Linked DNA regions of Homo sapiens: region 2 is linked to region 1. The links are chromatin loops, found by intact Hi-C in ENCODE. Cell type or tissue: IMR-90. All regions are shown on one strand. Links, peaks and the distances in the headings refer to the core of each region. The heading gives the core; the rest is flanking DNA. Region 1 overlaps ROCK1 (Rho associated coiled-coil containing protein kinase 1). Region 2 overlaps ROCK1 (Rho associated coiled-coil containing protein kinase 1).

Region 1 (9,817 bases), core at 1,159-9,158:
TCTGTTTATCAAACTGGATTACTCTGTGTGTATGTGGGTGGGTGGATGCGTGCCTATGTGCCTATGCAGTCAAAATGTAGCACATCTTCCTAGAGTGTGATTTTATTTGAACATTTGGACATGAAATAATTTTCTTAATTAAAACAGTGCTGGTTGCAGTGGCTCACATCTGTAATCTCAGCACTTTCGGAGGCCGAGGCAGGTAGATCACTTGAGCCCAGGAGTTCGAGATCGGCCTGGGCAACATGGCAAAACTGTGTCTCTGCAAAAATACAAAAATTAGTTGTGCATGGTGTTGTGTGCCTATAGTCCCGGCTACTTGGGAGGCTGCGGTGGGAGAATCGCTTGAACTCCGAGGTGGAGGTTGCAGTGAGCTGAGATTGCATGACAGCGTGAGACCCTGTCTCAAGGAAAAAGAAAAGAAAAATCAGATTTTTATGGAATTGAATATAACATTCTTGTGAATTTTTCAAATAAGTTTAATTTTTGAGCTTTTTAGGGCTGCTTTCACTACTCTAAAAGTATGCAATGTATACTGGGCTTTTTTAGGCAGAGTAGCAGTATTCTGGTCAAACAGTACAAGGTACATAATGTTTATTATGATATTTTACCTATTGTGACATTTAAAAAAACTTTGAACATTTTTGAAATTAGAATGTATCTTAGAATCTCTAGTGGTACATAAAGTAATGGTACGTTTTATAATCTAGGATCTTAGGGTAGGCAAAATACATCTTTTGTTTTTTTCATTAGAAAAGCAACAAAGGGTCATTATAAAAAACTTAAAATATATAGAAAATGTGGCAGAATAATCTGTAGTCTCACCAAACTCAGAGATGACTGCAGTTATTGTTTTGGCATATTTTCTTCTGGCCTTTAAAAAAATCCATATCTGTGTATCAGTATATAATTATGTTTTTAGAAAATCAAGTTCATATACTGTATACAGTTTGTTCTATTTCTTTGCACAACATTATATGCTGAACATAATTCTATGTAATTAAATATTCAACACAATTTTAAATGTTACCTAATACTCTATGTATATGAAATTATTTGCTCTTTAAAATTGTAAAAACTACTTTATTGTAGATATCTTGGTCCCACATTGTATCTCATTTCCTTAGGATAAATTCCTAGAAGTAAAATTTACTGGGTATAAAGTTGATTTTTATTTATTTTTAATTTAATTTAATTTTTTTCTTGATACAGAGTCTCGGTCAGTCACCCAGGCTGGAGTGCAGTGGCCCAAACTCGGCTTACTGCAACCTCCACCTCTTGAGTTCAAGTGATTCTTATGCCTCAGCCTCCTGATTAGCTGGGATTACAGGCGCCCACCACCGTGCCGGCTAATTTTTGTGTTTTTAGTAGAGACGGGGTTTTGCCATGTTGGCCAGGCTGGTCTTGAACTCCTGACCTCAAGCAATCCGCCTGCCTTGGCCTCCTGAAGTGCTGGGATTATAGGCGTGAGTCACAGCGCCTGGCCAATTTTTAAAACAGTATTAGGAAAAATCATCCATTTGCTTTCTTGAAAATTAGATTGAAGAGTTTATATATGATTGAAATGCTTTTGAATTTTTGGTAACCCAGAAGCTGTAAGTTAGCCTTTTTGCACTGGCCCTTTTGCTAACTTGTGATCATTTGGAGAAAGATTAACTCTAAACGACTAGCTCTAATGATTAGCTAGTTAGTGGTTGTCAAGACTGTGGTTCCTATTTATGACTCAATTTGCTCATTTTATTTCTTGCTGAATATGTTGCATAGTAGTATTTCACTTCTCTGAATCTTAGCTTTCTGCCAGCATCACCTGACTCAATATAGTTGACAATCAGAAATTGCTAAAAGAGTCTAGATGGTCACAACATCCTATTTGGAGGTTTTAGAATGAAGGAAGACTTACCAGATTTGTGATTTTGCAAATATTATTTTGCATAAAACTAATTTTGTGAATAACAAAGAGGTCAAAATCTGCCATAGGAAAAGATACAACAGTTTAAGAAGGATCGGAAGTTCTGAGAAGTTTGCTGTTTTAGGTAAGGTGGCCAGGGTAGGCCTTGTTAAAAGGTGACATTTGAAAAAAGAGTTGAAGTAGTTGAGGGAGTTAGCCATGTGGATGTCTGAGGGAAGAGAGTGGCATACAGAGGAGCAGCTAGTGCAAAGGCCTGAAGGGAGGAGAGTGTACCTGGCCTGTTTGAAGAACATCAAGGAAGCCAGTGTGGCTGGAGAGGATTAGGCAAGGGGGAGAATTGTAGGATGATATCATAGAGGTAAGGAAATGGGGAGGCTAGGTCATGTAGAGTCTTGTAGGCCATTGTAAAATCTTGGGCTTTTGCTCTGGGTGAGATGGCAAGACATTAGAGACTTTTGAGCAGAGAAGTGACATGATCTGACTTGTGTTTTAAGAACATCACCCTATGTTGAGAATAGACACAGGGCAATCAGTTAAGAGTCTATCACAGTAATCCAAGGAAGAGATGATGGTGACTTGGTCTAGCATGGTAGCAATGTAGAGGGTGAGAAGCTATCAGATTACAGATATATTTCAAAGAGAGAGCCAACATATTTTCCTGAAAGATAGGATGTGGAGTGTAAGAAAAAAAGGAGTCAAGAATGCCCCCTAGGTTTTTGTCCTGAGCAAAATTGAGCCATCGGCCAAAGTGTGGGACACATAGGTATAAGTTTTGGGTGAGAATATTTCTTCAGTTTTTGGCACATTAAATTTGAGATGTTTTTCAAAAGAGGATATATTTTGAAAGTAATTGAATAGATAAGTTTGAAGTTTAAGAGAGACATGTAGACTAGAGATAAAAATTTGGAAGTTGATATGTAGATGGTTTTTAAAGCCCACCAGAGAAGTGAGTGTAGATAGAGAAGAAGTCACCATTGAGGGCTGAGCCTTGGAATGCTCCAGTGTTAAGAAATCTGAGAGAAGGGGAGGAACCAGCCAAGGCAACTGAAAACTACTAAGGTTGAAAAGTAAAATCTTCAGTATTGTTGGAAGAATGTTGTGTCCTGAAAGTCAAGTAAAGAAAGTGTATCAGGAGAGAGTGATTGAAGTGTTAAAGCCACTGATATATCAAGATGAGGGCTGAGAATTGGTCATTGGATTTAGCAACATGATGCTCATTTGTGACTTTGACAAGTAGTTTTGAAAGAAAGGTAAGAGCCGACCTGAAGTGGATTTTAGAGCAAATAGTAGGAAAGATTTAGTCACAGAAATTATAGACAACTTTTGAGAAATTTTGCTGCAGTGGGGAGTTGAGTAATGGGACAGTAGCTGCTGAGAGAAATGAGATCAAGAGTTTTTTTTTGTTTCCCTAAGATGGGAGAGAAAACAGCATGGTGGGATCCGGTTAGGAGGGGTAAAGCTTAGTAATAGAGGAGAAAGGGGAGAATTGCTTGAGCAATGTCCTTGAACTACAGTAATGAAAAAGGATGACATCTAGTGCATGAGTGGAGGGTTTAAGTTAAGATAGAAGTAGTCTCCCATAGTAAAATATGAAAAGACAAAATATATGCTTGTACATGCTGATAGTTAAGTGTGTAAGTGGTGGTAAGTCAGTGGTAGTTTTCTTCTGATTGTTTCGTTCGTTTCAGGGTAGTAGCCAAACAAGATCATTAGCTGTGAACGAGGATCAGTGGGAGAGCTGTGGGAGGTGTGTGTGAAGAAAGAAGAAAACTTGAAATACGTCTCTAGGAGAGTGGGAGAGTGACTAGAAATTTAGGATTGCCAAGTAGAACTAAGGGCCAGCTTGATGTTTGTGATTATGAATTTTAAAATAGGATCAGTCATTGTGATTTTATGTATTTATTGAGACATATTCAACTGCATGGGTGCTGACATAGAGTAGTTGGAGAGTTGGATTTAACTATAATAGGATTGTCGTTTTGCCAAACTAAGTAAAGTGAGGCAGAAGAGAGCTCATGACATTAAAGGTATATGCAAGGGAGTGATTATAATAATTGACCATGTAATTTAAGCTGGCTAGGTAGGAAAAAGAGGCTATCAGTGCAACGAGGGAAAGTATGAGTGTAGTAGAATCAATGGATTGGAGGTCCTGGTGGGGTTGGGGTTGTTGGAGTTAAGATGCTAGAGGAACTAAGCAGGAAAGCTATAAGAGAGTGCTTAGAGAGTGTAAGTTTTCTAATTGAAATTGTTGGAAGATTATAATTATGAGTAATGACAAGGTCTAGTATATGACCATGGAAATGAGTGACCAAGGTAAGGTAGAGGACAAGATCATTGAAGGAGAGAAGTATAGGTGTTGAGAGGCCAAGGTACTGTAAGTATTATCTGTGGGTATATTAAAGTTATTAAGAATTAAAACAGGAGAATATTGGAGAGAAGTTCAGTAAATCAGGAAGTAAAACTGTCTAGCGATGAGACGTGGTGACCTCTGAGAGTCAGTAGATTACAGCAACAATGAGAGGTGGGAAATACAACCTAATATAATGAAAATCAAAGCTAGCAGATTTAGGGGTGGGGATGTGGGGGATCTCCCACTTTCAGGGTCGGTTGTCTAAGGCATGTGGAAAAGTAAAGGTCCCCACTTGAGAGCTGTGGGGAAGCAGTGCCCTCAGAAGGCCACTGGGTTTTATTAGAGCAGGAGTTGGTGAACTACAGCCCACAGGCCAAATCTCACCCACCACTGTGGCTCATGAACTAAGCATGTTTTTTGTATTTTTTCATGATTGAAAAAAAAGTCAAAAGAATATATAATTAAAGAATATACAATTGCATATATAAGTTTGAAGTTTAAGAGAGACTAGACTAGAGATAAAAATTTGGAAGTTGATATGTAGATGGTTTTTAAAGCCCATCATGATCATGATGGTGAAATAATGAAACAATATCATGAATGTGAAATAATAGGAAATTCAGATTTCAGTGTCCATAAATAAAGTTTTCTTGGGACGTTGCTACACTTTAAAAAATGTATTGTGTATAGCTGCTTTTGTTCTACAACACCTAAGCTGAGTAGCTACAACAGCGACCATATGTGATGCTCTCCTTGCTTCACACTGCTGCTCAGCACAGTAGAAATCACAGTGATGCTGTTACAGCTTGACAGTTTTGAGTGCTATATGTATCACCATATCACAACATTTTATTTGTTTTCTATTACCAGTACATACGCATGTGTCAAAGCAAGAAGAGAAGAGTATACTTGAAATGTTGTCTTTTTTTTTCCCTCCCCTAAAAGACTGTCACACAGGCAGGAGTGCAGTGGCACATTCATAGCTCACTGCAGCCTTGAACTCCTAGGCTCAAGCAGTCCTTCTGCCTCAGCCTCCCAAGTAGCTGGGACTACAAGTGCATGCCACCATGGGCCTGGCTAATTTTTAAATTTTTTGTAAAGACAAGTCTTGGTATGTTGTCCAGGCTGGTTTCAAACTCCTGGCCTTGAGCAATCCTCCTGCCTCTGTGTCCCAAAGCACTGGGATTACAGGTGTGAGCCATCATGCCCAGCCCAAATGTTGTCCTTTTTGAAGCATAATGGAGAATGGATTATTTTTATCAAGTTAGGTGGCAAAGCATTTTTTTAAATTATGCAATGACAGTATAGCTGTGCTAAAGGAATACAGTGTACTTTGGACATTCCCAGACTAAGCACTCACTATGATCTTCCTGACTCATAGGACAGCAACAGTGAGAAAAAATAGAAAATTTAAAACAGAGTATCTCATCCCAGTAAAATTTCTTCATAAAGAAAAATGTTCATGCAGGCTTGACCAAAAAAAAAAAAGAGGCTGCAATGTTATGTAAGTGTATGAGTGGTTTATTCACTAGCCTAGCAGAGAAAGCTGTTCACTGATGGTGTGTGATTGCAGCAGCCAAACAAATGTGTACAGAGAGAAAAACTTGCCTAAGACTGTTAGCCTTTGGGCAAGAATAGCTGCTCAAAGAATTGGGGGTATTGGGAGTGGCATCAATAGTCAATTAAAAAATAACCAATTTTGAGTTGTTTTCCTTGACTCTTGTTTATTTGAGGAATCAGTGCAGAGTTTGAAGTGACTGAAGAATTAGCCTGTGTATATAGTCTCCCCTTACAGACTTGGGAAAGCTTGGTCTTATTTTCTTTAGAATATGTATCACAATGTGAAATTAAGTTACATATTTATTTATGTACTTATTATTTTTCTTTAGAGCAGCAGTCCCCAAACTTTTTGGCACCAGGGACCAGTTTTGTGGAAGACAGTGTTTCTATGGACAGGATGGGGGTTGGGGGGTGGCAGACGGGATGGTTTTATGAAACTATTCCACCTCAGATCATCAGGCATTAAAAAAAGATTCTCATAAGGAATGTGCAACCTGGATCCCTCGCATGTGCAGTTCACAATAGGGTTTGTGCCCCTGTGAGAATCTAATGCCGCTGCTGATCTGACAGGAGGTGGAGCTCAGATGGTAATGCTTGCCTACCCACTGCTCACCTCATGCTGTGTGGCCCAGTTCCTAATAGGCCATGAACCGGTACAGGTCCACGGCTCAGGGGTTGGGAATCCCTGTTCTAGTGCATGCATTGTTTTCTGTCTCAATGGAGCCATAAGCCTACAAAGTTCAGGCTATATAGTACCCCTAGACCAAGAGTGGGTTTCTTACATGACTACTTTACAATAAATAGGCTTCGTTTAAGATCCTGAGATTTGGGTAGGTGTGAATACATAGTCCTGAGTGTTTGGGAAACTAAAGTCCAATGCTTAGAATTTTACCATTAAGTTCTTTATTAGTTCTAGGTTGGACCCTTGGTGAGATGAACTAGGAAAAGTAGAACCATAGAATCTCTGAGTTTGATTGAAAGCCATCCAACAGAGGCATTTACACTTGTTAGCACGTAAACCTGTATTAGAACAAGCTAGAATCCAAGGCAGTAGAACATAGAAAGATCTTTTAGATTTCAAATGACTTGTCTGCGGTCTTTGTCAAGACTCTACAGCCTATTCTAGCTCATAGCTAGAGCCAAGAATCTTTTTTTCAACGTAACAGGCTATTATATTATCCAGGTTCAGAACTTTCTCTCTCATCTGGGGTATTACAATACTCTTAAAATTCTCCCCACCTCCTGTCTTGACTTTATTGAACTCATCTTCTACGTATTTCCTAGAGTAGTTTTCCTGAAATGTAAGTTTGACTATGTTGTTTTATCCATCATAATTCCTTTTCATGGCTTCCTGCCCATAGTAGTGGTGCTTCTCAGTTCCCAGCAGATTCCAGAGCATTCCTCAGGGACTGTATTATGGAAGAGCCTGAAGTAGATGAGGCTCTGTCTCTTCTCTGACACCTTTAACCTCATTTAGAACAGAGCAGTTTCTTTGATCTATTTCATGTAGAGAGCTACTTTAAACTTTAATGTGAAAACGGTTTTCGGTACTTAAATATTAGTTTTATTACTGTAACTACTGGCTGATAGGTAAAGTTCAAGCTCCTGAACTTACCTGGGGCTCTCCAGCCTCTTCTGTCAGTCCTTACTACAAACTTGATACTCCAGCAACATAGAACTTAGATACAGTTCCTCTGTGCTTGGTTTACATTGCTTGTCTGCTTATATTGTTCACTTGTTCTTTCCTTTTTTTGAGACAGAGTTTCGCTCTGTCGCCCAGACTGGAGTGCACTGGTGTGATCTTGGCTCACTGCAACCTTCACGTCCTGGGCTTAGGTGATCCTCCCACCTCAGCCTCCTGAGTAGCTGGGACTACAGGAAACTGCCACTGCACCCAGCTAATTTTTAAAAAAATATTTTTTGTAGAGACAGGGTTTCATCATGTTTCCCAGGCTGGTCTTGAACTCCTGGACTCATACATTCCGCTTGCCTCAGCTTCCCAAAGTTTTGGGATTACAGGCATGAGCCACCACACCTGGCCTGTTCTTTCTTTCATTCTCTATCATCTAGCTAACCGCTACTATTCAGTTTAGACTTTTTTCAGGTACCATCATTTACAGAAAGTCTTCCTAGCTATCTCTCACCCAGCAGGCTTTAGTTAGGTGTCCTCCTTAGTACTCAAAAAACTGTTTATCTTCCTTATTACATTTTTTGAATTCTTTTTTTCATTGTTTCTGTTTTATTTGCTAGAGTTTGAACTCTTAAAGAATAGGAACTACATTTTAAAGTTATGTTTATTTATCTCCAGTGCTGTACAGCCTGATGTATGGTAGATAGAAATATTTGTGCAGCGAATTAATTGATTATTGTTCATCTTTCTGGTGCATCTTGCAGTGGATATGTAACCTAAAATTAAAGGTACTTATAACTTTGTAGAAATTTGCTCTCTGTTACATGTATTTATTGGTCATAAAGTACACAAACACTTGAGTTTAAATGCATTTGAAAAGGAAAACAAGAATATTAATACAGCTCTTATTAGGAACTGGAACTGAAGTTTAATAGCTGCTGTGTATTTTGTACAACTCTGAAATGTGAAGCTTTTCCATGTAATCTCATGCCAGTGTTGACCCATGTGGATTAAAATAGCCCTATTTTAATCTATGACCAAATTAGGAATTAGAATATCTATCCAGTGGGGATTTGTGAATTATTGTAGTTTGTAGTATGACAAGTTTATATAAATAATTGCAGTGATTTTCACTGTGTGTTTCAAGTTAAAATCTAGGTTCAAATAGAGAAATGTAATGCTATAAGTATTAAAGATTACCAGTTGGAAAATTTACTGTTTTTTTTTTTTTTAGTGTGTTTGCCTTTGATATCTTAAATTACATCTTTTTTTAAAGGATCACTAAAACTGACCTTATAAAAAGAAAAATTTATTCCAGTATTAATCTAAAATATCTACTCATGTTTCCTAAATTCAGATTTGATGTGTACTTAAAATACCAGGAACTAATTAGCTAATTATTTTCAGCTTTTGTTTGTAGTGTAATATTTGTTTTTAAAACATTCTGTTAAGTCAAATTTTGATTAATAAAAACCTTTAGTAGTTGTAATGAAGTTATTCTGGAATTTACTTTAAAAAATCTTAGCAAATTGAACATTTAGCTACTTTATAGCTTCAAGTTTCACCATATTTTCAAATAATTCTTCATGAAGTTTGTTGTTTTTCATTGTGTTTCTTAAGAACTCGAATGTAAAATAAGTAGTGCTAGTTGTAATGCTTTAGTGATTTAAAATGATAAACTTTTCTTTTCATACAGATAAAGACACAATAAATAAAATCAGAGATTTACGAATGAAAGCTGAAGATTATGAAGTAGTGAAGGTGATTGGTAGAGGTGCATTTGGAGAAGTTCAATTGGTAGGTTATTTTAATGAGAATACAAAAGGACTTTATTAAATTAAAATAATCCACTTGTGTGTTTAACATATTATTTGGGAAAATACTGTTTTTATAGAATTGTTGCTTTAAGTTCCTTTAGACATTGTTGCCTGAGGGTATGGAAGCCTAGTGTCAAATCTAGCCATAGTGGGAAGTGTTTTCCCCAAGTATCTGTGGCAGAAAAGAAGTGTCAGGCATCAGAAGATAAATCTTTGCTCCTAATATTAGACTAAAATGCTGTAGAACAGTAAGCTTTATAAACAGGAAGCAGCTTACATAGCCGTGTGGAGGGGGGAAAGTGTCTTGTAATATAGGAAATAAAAATTTTTTTAAAACATTACTTCTGATAATTAAAGTCTTGACATTAGCTACTTGGAATAATTTGGCAGAAGAGAAGAAATAAAAATAACTGAAACAGTAAGGCTAAATTATTTAGCAAGTATTAAAAGCACTTAGTAAATTGTTCTGTGAAACCTTGAGCTTTAAATGTTAACAAAAGGTTCATTATTTTCCCTTTTCAATTTTAAAGGTAAGGCATAAATCCACCAGG
Region 2 (9,817 bases), core at 1,118-9,117, 91 kb after region 1:
GTCCTAATTTTCATACACACAGAAAGTCCTGCTTCCTGATTTTGAAGAAAAAAATACATTTTAGTATTAAATTGGATGACTACACTATTGATCTTTATTAATAATATTTTAATAGGCTGTTAACAAATTGGCAGAAATAATGAATCGAAAAGATTTTAAAATTGATAGAAAGAAAGCTAATACACAAGATTTGAGAAAGAAAGAAAAGGAAAATCGAAAGCTGCAACTGGAACTCAACCAAGAAAGAGAGAAATTCAACCAGATGGTAGTGAAACATCAGAAGGAACTGAATGACATGCAAGCGGTAAGGTTTCTGTGTGTGTATGGATATGAGTGTGAAGGATTATTTTCTTAAATTATTTCTGTATATACTTGTTATCTATTTATCTTGTTTAGATTGGGAACAATCAAGGGTTCTGCCTGTTTGGTTTCAGACTGAAATTGGGATATGGCTGTTATAATATTAACTATAATTGGGGTAGAGGTTTTGAAGTATTGTAGCTTATTTATTTTCTCTAGTCAAGACTCACTTTTTTGAAATCAAAATAACAAGCTTAATTTTTTGATACCCCTTGGCTTGTTAATAGAACAAAATTGAGAACCTGGTCTCGGGCACTTAGATCTAAGCTTTTTAGCTCCATCAGTTATGGTTTTCTGAAGTTTTCTATACCTTTAAAGCTACTTCATTTGGAGCCAGAAAAGCATTTTCTTTTGTTGTAACTTTTTTGTTTTGATGGCTTATGTTTGAAAACAAAAACAAAAACTCTTTTTAAGGCAAGGAGAAAAGGAATTTGTCCGAGCATTGTATTACTGAGAAAGAACTTGACATTTCTGTAGTGTATCAAAATCTGTGGTAGCAAACATTCATGAAGTTTACTGTACATTTTTAGTATTAGCAATTTAAATTATCATATTTCAATTAGTAATGTTGGAAATTGTTTTAGCTTGATTATATTATCTTGATACTTTTCAAAATTAGCAATTGGTAGAAGAATGTGCACATAGGAATGAGCTTCAGATGCAGTTGGCCAGCAAAGAGAGTGATATTGAGCAATTGCGTGCTAAACTTTTGGACCTCTCGGATTCTACAAGTGTTGCTAGTTTTCCTAGTGCTGATGAAACTGATGGTAACCTCCCAGGTAAGAATAATTCTGTATCATTCAAACATGTATAAATGTCATGGAAATTAGTGTATATTTCTTTCATTTGGTTTTCTACCTCCTTGTCATTTTGTCCATGGATTCCTAAGAAGGAATTCTTATTTCTGATAGCCAAGGCCTGATGATGATTATACACTTGGTGTATTTTGTGGAGTAGAGCAGTTGTAAGCAATCTTAGGCTATTTAAATAGACCTAAGAAGCTTTACCTGAATAAAAACCATAAGAGGTTTATGAACCTATTTTGAGCAGCCTAAGTCCACAGTGAGAGTCAAAGCTGCTACTACACATCTCACTATTTTTTAAAAGTTGTACATTTTTGTGAGTAATAGCTCTTTAACATTTTATGTATTCTTGTGCTAAAACTAAGAACTGTACTTTATCATCAGAACCACAGCAGCTACATATAGAACCCTATCTAGTGGAGTAGTGATCAACTTCAGTCAGACTTTGCTAAGTTTTAAGTTTGGGGAAATAGATAAAATGGGTTGGGCAGTGCAGTAAGAGGCCGGGGGTGTCAAATAAAGGCAGGAATGAGTGGCTAAGATTTGAGACTTTTTTCTGTGTCTTCTTTTTCCCAGTGGAGAATCAATTTAAAAATAAACACAACCTCATTCTTGGTTTAATCGTCATGTAAACTATAATACCTTTATGTACTTTACAGAGATGAGAAATACACATACTATAAGTTCAATTTAGAAATAAAATGAGTAGGTTATCATTATTAAAACATGCATTTACATATACACAGAGTCTTAGTTCAGAGTCTTGGAAGTTTTGTATACATGATAATACACTTGAAAATAGATTTTAATTAGTGTATTTTCTGAATAATACATAAATAGGAAGATATTTATGAAGCAGCATGTTTGATATTGGGATTCTGTTTTAACAGATATTACTTGTTATTGTGAATTTGATATAAGGAACTAGAGGAGTCACTCAGAAAATTTTATAGTATCTTTCTTGGTCAAGAAAGTGGGACTCAAAGTGGGAAATGAATTCAGCTCCTCTCTGTATGCTATGTGATCCCTGGCCTCATTCTTGTGTGGCTTTGCTAGGTCAAAATCAGGTATCTGGGAATGGAAAGGCAGCGAAGAAATATTTCTTATTTTAGTGGTCAAGGAACTCCTCTGTTTACCTATTTTTGGCTCTCTGAAACTGCCTACCTCTTGAGAAACTTGCAGGTACACACGATTCATTATTGTAGGATCACTTTGAATTTAATAAGAACCTGTAGCTTTAGTTATTGTTTGAACATCTTTCTAAAGTTAGACTTAATCATCACTAAGAATATGACTTTTAGAAGTGTTTGGCTACATTCTTTCAATTGTTGAACTGAATTGGTAGGTTAGATTCCCACTTCATTAACCCTGAGATACTTCTGGAGTTATTTAGTATAGGGATTCTTACTCTATGTATGTATGTATGTATACATTCTTACTCTATGTATATATGTATGTATGTATGTATGTATGTATGTATGTATGTATATATGTATGTATGTATGTATGAAACAGTCTCACTCTGTTGCCCAGGCTAGAGTGCAGTGGCGTGATCTTGGTTCATGATCCTGCCTCCTGGGCTCAAGCGATCCTCCTGCCCCAACCTCCTGAGTAGCTGGGACTACAGGTGCACATCACCACACCCGGCTAATTTTTTTAATTTTTTGTAGAGACGGGATTTCACCATATTGCCCAGGCTGGTTTTGAACTCCTGAGCTCAAGCTATCTGCCTGCCTTGGCCTTCCAAAGTGCTGAGATTACAGGCATGAGCCACCCGCCTGGCCGACCTTGCTCTATTTAGTGTCAGTTCGAAATCCTGACCAATTTTATTTTTATTCCACCCATTTCCCTTTAACTATTTATAATGCCTTATATGCACCTTAGTGTTCTTAGTATTGGGTTAAATATGTCAGAAATGGACACATTATTGGTGAATGCTAGTTAGAAGATTTGAGTTGAAAGGTGAGCTGGTGGGACTGCTAATGAGGAAAGTGATTAATTTTACCCACCATCGTGGCTGATTCAGAAAGGCTAAGCTCATAGTGCCATCAGCTGGCTTCATTGGCAGACTTAGGCTGGGAATCCATTTAGGTTTCAGAATCCTGACCTAATAAATTGACTTATTGAGCAAAGAGATTTTTAAATGTTTCTACTAGCTCCATTTTCAGTATATTTCTTAGAATATTAGTGTACTTTCAGGAATTTTGTTTTTAAGGTTATCAAAGTCCAAACCAAGTGGGGCGGGGAGTACTGGTAGCCATTCTCCCTTGCTAGAAGAGGCCAGTTAATACCTCTTTTCCTATTACTGTGTTCTTAATTTTGAGACTTTATAAAATCTCAACAGTGCTGAACCTTGACTTTCATATTGGAAGTAGAAATTAATGGATAGTCTTTGTCAATATTATTTACCTCTCTGTGGGTCAGATATTTTGCTAGTAAATTGAAAATCTGTATTAAATCCACCATTTACTAGATGCTCAAAAATGGTCCCTGGCAAATAAAGTTAAGGTTTTGCATTCATATCTAGGAAGAATTGTTAAAGAATGTTGATATTCATTCTTAATATTAGATAGTTACATATCATTCAAGTGTCTAAAAAATTTCTTGAAGGTAATGGCTAATGATTAATTTTTACTTCAGTTTAGAAAATAAGTAAATGAATATACGTACTAAAAAGGAGAGGGCTTTGAATAGATTAAGTTTACTCCAAGTTAAAATGATGGCTTTTTGAAATATGGGTCACATTTTTCAGTTTTTTTTTAAGTAGTTGGATGGATAAACTGACACTGCAACTTTTATTATTTCTCTTATATTTCATCATTCAGTATAAAGATTATAATTTAATTATCTTGCACATCTAGAACGCAGCCTCTATGAATCCTTAGTGGCCATTTTGTTATTAACTAGCTTAAATATTAAATCTCCCTTCTAAAATTCCCAATTCTAAAAACTTTATTTAAAAAATGTTACTCCTTCTCTGACTTATAACTCTTTGAAGTTCTTGAAGTCACCTTCATTCTCTTAATTCTTTTATGTCTTTATCTTCTCTTTGGTTCTGTAGCAGGTTGTGACCTAGCACACAATACAAACATAAAGATTACCCTTACGGTTATGGGTGCCTGTTGCCTAGATGACAAAAAACTTTAATGTGATAACTGTTTCTTTTCCTCATTCTTTCTCTTTCCTTCTTTTGGAACTGTTAACCTAGACATCTGAAGAGAATGTAGAAATAGATGATGGATTAGGAAAACTTGGTATTGATACTCCAGTAATATTCATTATCTCTTATGGATTATTTGTATCATACCCTTTTCCATCCAGCTTGACCTTAGGTTATGTAACTTAAACCTGAAAATGGTGGATCTCTTGGTGTGTTTCCCAATATTTGAATATATGAATGTTTCTGACCTTGCCCAAATCTAGTGATTTGAAGTTGGTGTATCTGACTTGTTGAGTATTAATTAATTTTCTTTTTTATATCACTTTTGAATTTAATTAAAGTGTTTTGAAATGGTTCTTTAGCCCTGTTTCTTAAGCAGTATGTTTGTGGTATAGCTAAATAAATTAGGTAGTCTTCAGAGGTTAGCTCTGATGTTTGAATTGGCTATATCGAGTATTGATGTACATGTAGTTAGATTGTCTCTTATTTGGGTAAAGAAATCGCTGATATTGCAGTAATATACATCTAACTTCTTATAAGTTAAAATTGTTCTACAAATATATTGTATAAAATTTAGAGCCAAGTTGTTTTTGTACATATGTAGAATATTATTAAGGATAATCCAGACTTAGAGGTTCTCTCAGTGGGAGTTTCATTTAGTTATCTGGAGAAGCTGTTTTCTGTGCTTGTGATATAAAAGATGGAATTTACAGCGTTATACCTCCAGATCACCACTTAAGTTACAGGTGGTCCCGATTTTAGAGGAGGTCTTTATATATTTTAAAAACTGGTAAGTATATTATCTTGCAACTATGGTAGGCGTAAGGAAAGGAAACGCAGGAGAAGCTAGTATGTATTTTTTTATCTGTTATTATTGAGCTTAGTTCAGTTGCTTCTCTGAGGGAATTCACCAGATGGAAAAACTAAAATTTTCTCCCATGACATTGTTGTAAATTGGCAAAAACCTTCACATATTCTTGACACCTTTATTTGCATTCCAGATTTCTTCATTTAATTTATTTTCTCCCTGACCCTCTTCATTTAATTTAAATATGAGCAAATGTAGAATTCTGGCTTATTTGACTCATAAGATTCCCTTGATATATAAAATTTCTAAGGAACACTGAAATGACAGATAAAGCCATACCATATAACAACTTATTGAAGATATATTAAAACTGGCAGGTTAACCCACATCTAGAGCCAGAAAGCATAAATATTTTTGACATTGATTGTCACAAAGAAATAATGTGAAAGTATAGGGTATTTTGGCATACAAATTTTGTGTAAATGTCAAGAATTCAAAGGCTTTTATATCTTTGTTTTTGGTGAGGAATTACTAATACTAAACAACTTTGTATTATCAGATATTAAGACTCCTTTTCATTCTCACTAATGTTCATCTTAATGTTTTCCAAACTACACTTTAAAACCAGAGCTGCAATTTCTACCACACTAATGGGAAAATTTCTGGCAATAACTTTTTTGCTTTTATAAGATAAAATATTGGTGAATGATCAATATGTGATCAACAGTCTTCTGCATGCTATTTAGTATAAAACTGCCTGTTTGGTTTTTAAACTGGAACCACTATTTACAAAGGATGACTTTAATTGGCTAATTCAGAAAAATGCAGAATTACAAAATAATCAACAAATATCTGTCAAGTACCACCTCGTTGTGTCATTTGCCATGGGATATATAAAATCAAGTGTTAAGATATGGTCCTTGCTCTCACAAAACTTACCAAGGAACTACCTAAGCAACAAAATAATTACTTCATGAACTAAATTGCAGCAATTAAAGCCAGGTGCTGTGGTACATGCCACTGCTTAGGAAGCTGAGGCTCAGGAGTTTGAGGCCAGCCTGGACAACGTAACAAGACTTCATGTCAAAAAAAAAAAAAAAAAAAAAGGAAAAAGAAAAATGTTGGGAGAAGAGAGGGATCATTTTGAACTAAAGTTACCTCACCATTTCCTCCATTTTAACAATTTATATGAAGAGGAATAACACAAGCAAAGGTGTGGAGACATTACGTACCTGGTGGGAGTAGGGGAAAAAAATATTTCCCACAATTCAGTCAACTGCAGAGCTTGTTTGCGAACAGAATAGTGTTGTGCTCTAGAAACATAAGCTCAGAAATTAGACTGCCGGGGTTTGAAACCATAGAGCTTTGATAGATACTGATAGAGTTGCCTTGCCCAAGTCCGTTTACCCTGCTAAGCCTTAGTCTCTTCTTTTGTAAGTGAAAGATGACAGTAGAACCTTTTCCGAATTCCTCGGAATATAATATCCTGTATTCATGGACTTATACATAGGTTAAATATGAGATATTATAAAGCATGTGGCAAATAGTAAATTTATGAATAAATAAATCAGTAAATGTTACCTATTGTTAACTGTTACTGTAAGACTGAGTTTATAGCTTTTAAATTATATGAAGGCGGACAATATATTGCCTTAGGATTACCATTTGAATGATAGTATAATCTCATATTTTAGTGTCATACTTTGAAATTGGTTATTTTTCTATTCTTTTGTGTTTCAAATATAAGGTAGATACGGAAAATAGTTAAATTGAATGGATTTTCTTATTTCCAACCTGATCTAAAATAACTATTTCTAATGGAGTTGTCTTTATCCCCCAGATATTTCTAGTAGACATTAGTTATATTTAAACAATAGTAATAATTATTATAAAATGCCTTGATCAAATAGTCAAGGAATTCCTGGTATGCACGTACTAGTTGAAATAATGGCAGTAGACCAAATGGATTCTGTGTTGTTTTTACTGTTGATCAAATTGTGATATCAGAAACTTAAGAGGCTTTAAAACTCTTTAGTTTGAGTAGAATTGCAATTGAACTTAGCACTAGAGTTAAGTGCTCCCCTCAACCAAATTTGGGCAATTTTATTGAAATAGTTACAAATTCAAATTGAAGTTGTTTTACCAAAAAGCTTAATCAGAATATTGTACTGAGAAAACAAATAAAATACTTGTCTCTTATTCTTTATATCTAGTTGATTCTGCCTGCATTCCTTATTTATTTATCTTCTATTCTTGTCTTCTGTGAGTAATAGGACACTTCTATACTTTTGCTTGCTCTTTCTTGTGTAAATCATGGCTCTGATTTGTTCCACTTGCTGCATTATTTTTTTCTTTCTTTTTTTTTGCTGATTATTTTTATATGAATGTTAAATGATAAAGTCTTCTACATCATATCCCATTTAAGCTGCAATCCATTCCAGTCTTGCCTGGCTCTTAAGGGTATTGTTACTTCATACTTTTGTAATTGATTACTAAATGTTAAATTGTATGGGAAAAGTGGCTTGGAATTTTTTTCTGCAATATTTGTATGGCCATTAAAGTTGATTTGTGTGATTGAAGCATGGAAGAGCAAATTATAGCACTTATTCATTTAGTTGTGTTCAATTGCTTGTTGCTGCATGCTGTCAGACAACTTTTAATAGTTTTTCTTTTGTTACAATTTAAGACTGACTAATACATATATTCTTTTTCTCCTAGAGTCAAGAATTGAAGGTTGGCTTTCAGTACCAAATAGAGGAAATATCAAACGATATGGCTGGAAGAAACAGGTACCATATACCTAATTATTTTCTAACTGGTATTTTGTTCTATATTTTACTTTGGAGCATAGAACTTATATTAGCTACTTTTTTTTACTAGCATTTATTTTACATTAATACAGTATAATCTAGATATTAGTGGCAAATATTATGCTTATCACTTTAAACCAAGTTAATGTTGCTCTTGTAACTCTTCCCCCCTTTTTCTTATTTCAGTATGTTGTGGTAAGCAGCAAAAAAATTTTGTTCTATAATGACGAACAAGATAAGGAGCAATCCAATCCATCTATGGTATTGGACATAGAGTAAGTTGCCTTTGATTGAATTTTAAAGGGGTTGAGAGCTAACTTTTGATAATTATTTTTAGACTTAAAATTTATTTTATATTTTGTGTTACTTCAGCACTGTTACCTACTTTTCTGTTTTTCTTAAGCATAAATGTTGACATTATATTAAATCTTCAGCAAAATGTGAGAAGGAAAAATGTATATACTTATTTCATGTATTTGGAAGACAACTTTTTTAGTTCAAGTGTTTAGTAGTTTGAGTTCAGAGAGCATTTCAAAAAGTATAGTCAGCTGTGTATCAGTGGGTTCCATATCCACAACTGTGGATAGAAAATATTTGAAAGAGGGCCGGGTGCGGTGACTCACACCTGTAACCCCAGCACTTTGGGAGGTCGAGGCAGGTGGATCACCTGAGGTCAGGAATTCAAGACCAGCCTGACCAACATGGTGAAACCCCATCTCTACTAAAAATCCAAAAATTAGCTGGGCGTGGTGGCAGGCGCCTGTAGTCCCAGCTACTCAGAAGGCTGAGGCAGGAGAATCACTTGAACCTGGGAGGCAGAGGTTGCAGTGAGCCTAGATTGCGCCACTGCACTCCAGCCTGGGCCACAAGAGCGAAACTCTGTCTCAAAAAAAAAATATATATATTATATGTATTATATATATTATATATAATATTATATATATTATATAATATATAATATATATATTTTATATAATATATATAATATATATATTATATAATATATATATAATATATATATTATATAAAATATATATATTATATAATATAAAATATAATATATATATTATATATTATATAAAATATATATATTATATATATTATATAAAATATATATATTATTTTTTATAAAATATATATATTATATATATTATATAAAATATATATATTATTTTTTATATAATATATATATAAAATATATAAAATATATATATATAAATAAATATATATATTTATATATATAATATATATATTTTATAACTATTAATAATAGAAATTTCTTTAAAAAATACAGTATAACAACTGTTTACATCGCATTTATACTGTATTATGTCTTATGAGTAATACAGAGATGATTTTAAAGCATACAGGAGGATGTGCCTAGGTTATATGCAAATACCACACCATTTTATATAAGAGCCTTGAGCATACTTGGACTTTGATATTTTTGGAGTTCCTGGAATCAGTTCCCTGTGGATATAAAAGAACAACTGTGTAGGATTCTTTGGTCATTATTAAGGGGAAATATAAATATATCTGTTCTTTTGTAATGATAGGTCAAAGAGGCCTATAATATAGTATTTTTTCTTATATTCATTCTAAAATCTTTTCTTAATTATTGCTGCTTATATTATCATAGATTATGTAGTATGTATAAAGATGAGTAAATTCCATCATTAAGGACCTTACCGACTAGCAGGAGAAAAGGCAAAACATATTCAACAAAATATATATTCAAAGTCAAGTCTGGTAACTGCTTTTTAAAAGAAATATATATATAAAATAAAGTATTATCATCCCTTTGGAATTAAGTATTTGTGGAGCTGGTTATAGTTAGAATGTGAAAAGAATTAAGCAAGTTCTAGAGAATACTCTT

What was found. Hi-C counts contacts between places; a loop is a spot of excess contacts. Peaks named below come from ENCODE experiments on the same cell type or tissue, not always from the same donor. Only the 100,000 strongest peaks of a DNase experiment are listed, where the experiment ranks them.
Region 2: a loop joins it to region 1, with 2.8 times the contacts of the local background. A loop is called at or near these places in 5 of 110 quality-filtered maps.

Annotation. Positions count from the first base shown.
Region 1 is chr18:21,049,209-21,059,025 of GRCh38, reverse strand. ROCK1 (Rho associated coiled-coil containing protein kinase 1) reads left to right here. Exons shown (of 33, transcript NM_005406.3): 3 at 9,146-9,246; 4 at 9,797-9,817. Among named protein-coding and RNA genes, the nearest start is that of ROCK1, 58 kb to the left of the region's middle. In IMR-90, for the core only: no CTCF peak of the experiment used is centred there; a DNase peak (open chromatin) is centred at 5,755.
Region 2 is chr18:20,958,239-20,968,055 of GRCh38, reverse strand. It overlaps ROCK1 (Rho associated coiled-coil containing protein kinase 1), which reads left to right. Exons shown (of 33, transcript NM_005406.3): 26 at 116-304; 27 at 980-1,139; 28 at 7,850-7,920; 29 at 8,128-8,216. Among named protein-coding and RNA genes, the nearest start is that of ROCK1, 150 kb to the left of the region's middle. In IMR-90, for the core only: no CTCF peak of the experiment used is centred there; no DNase peak of the experiment used is centred there.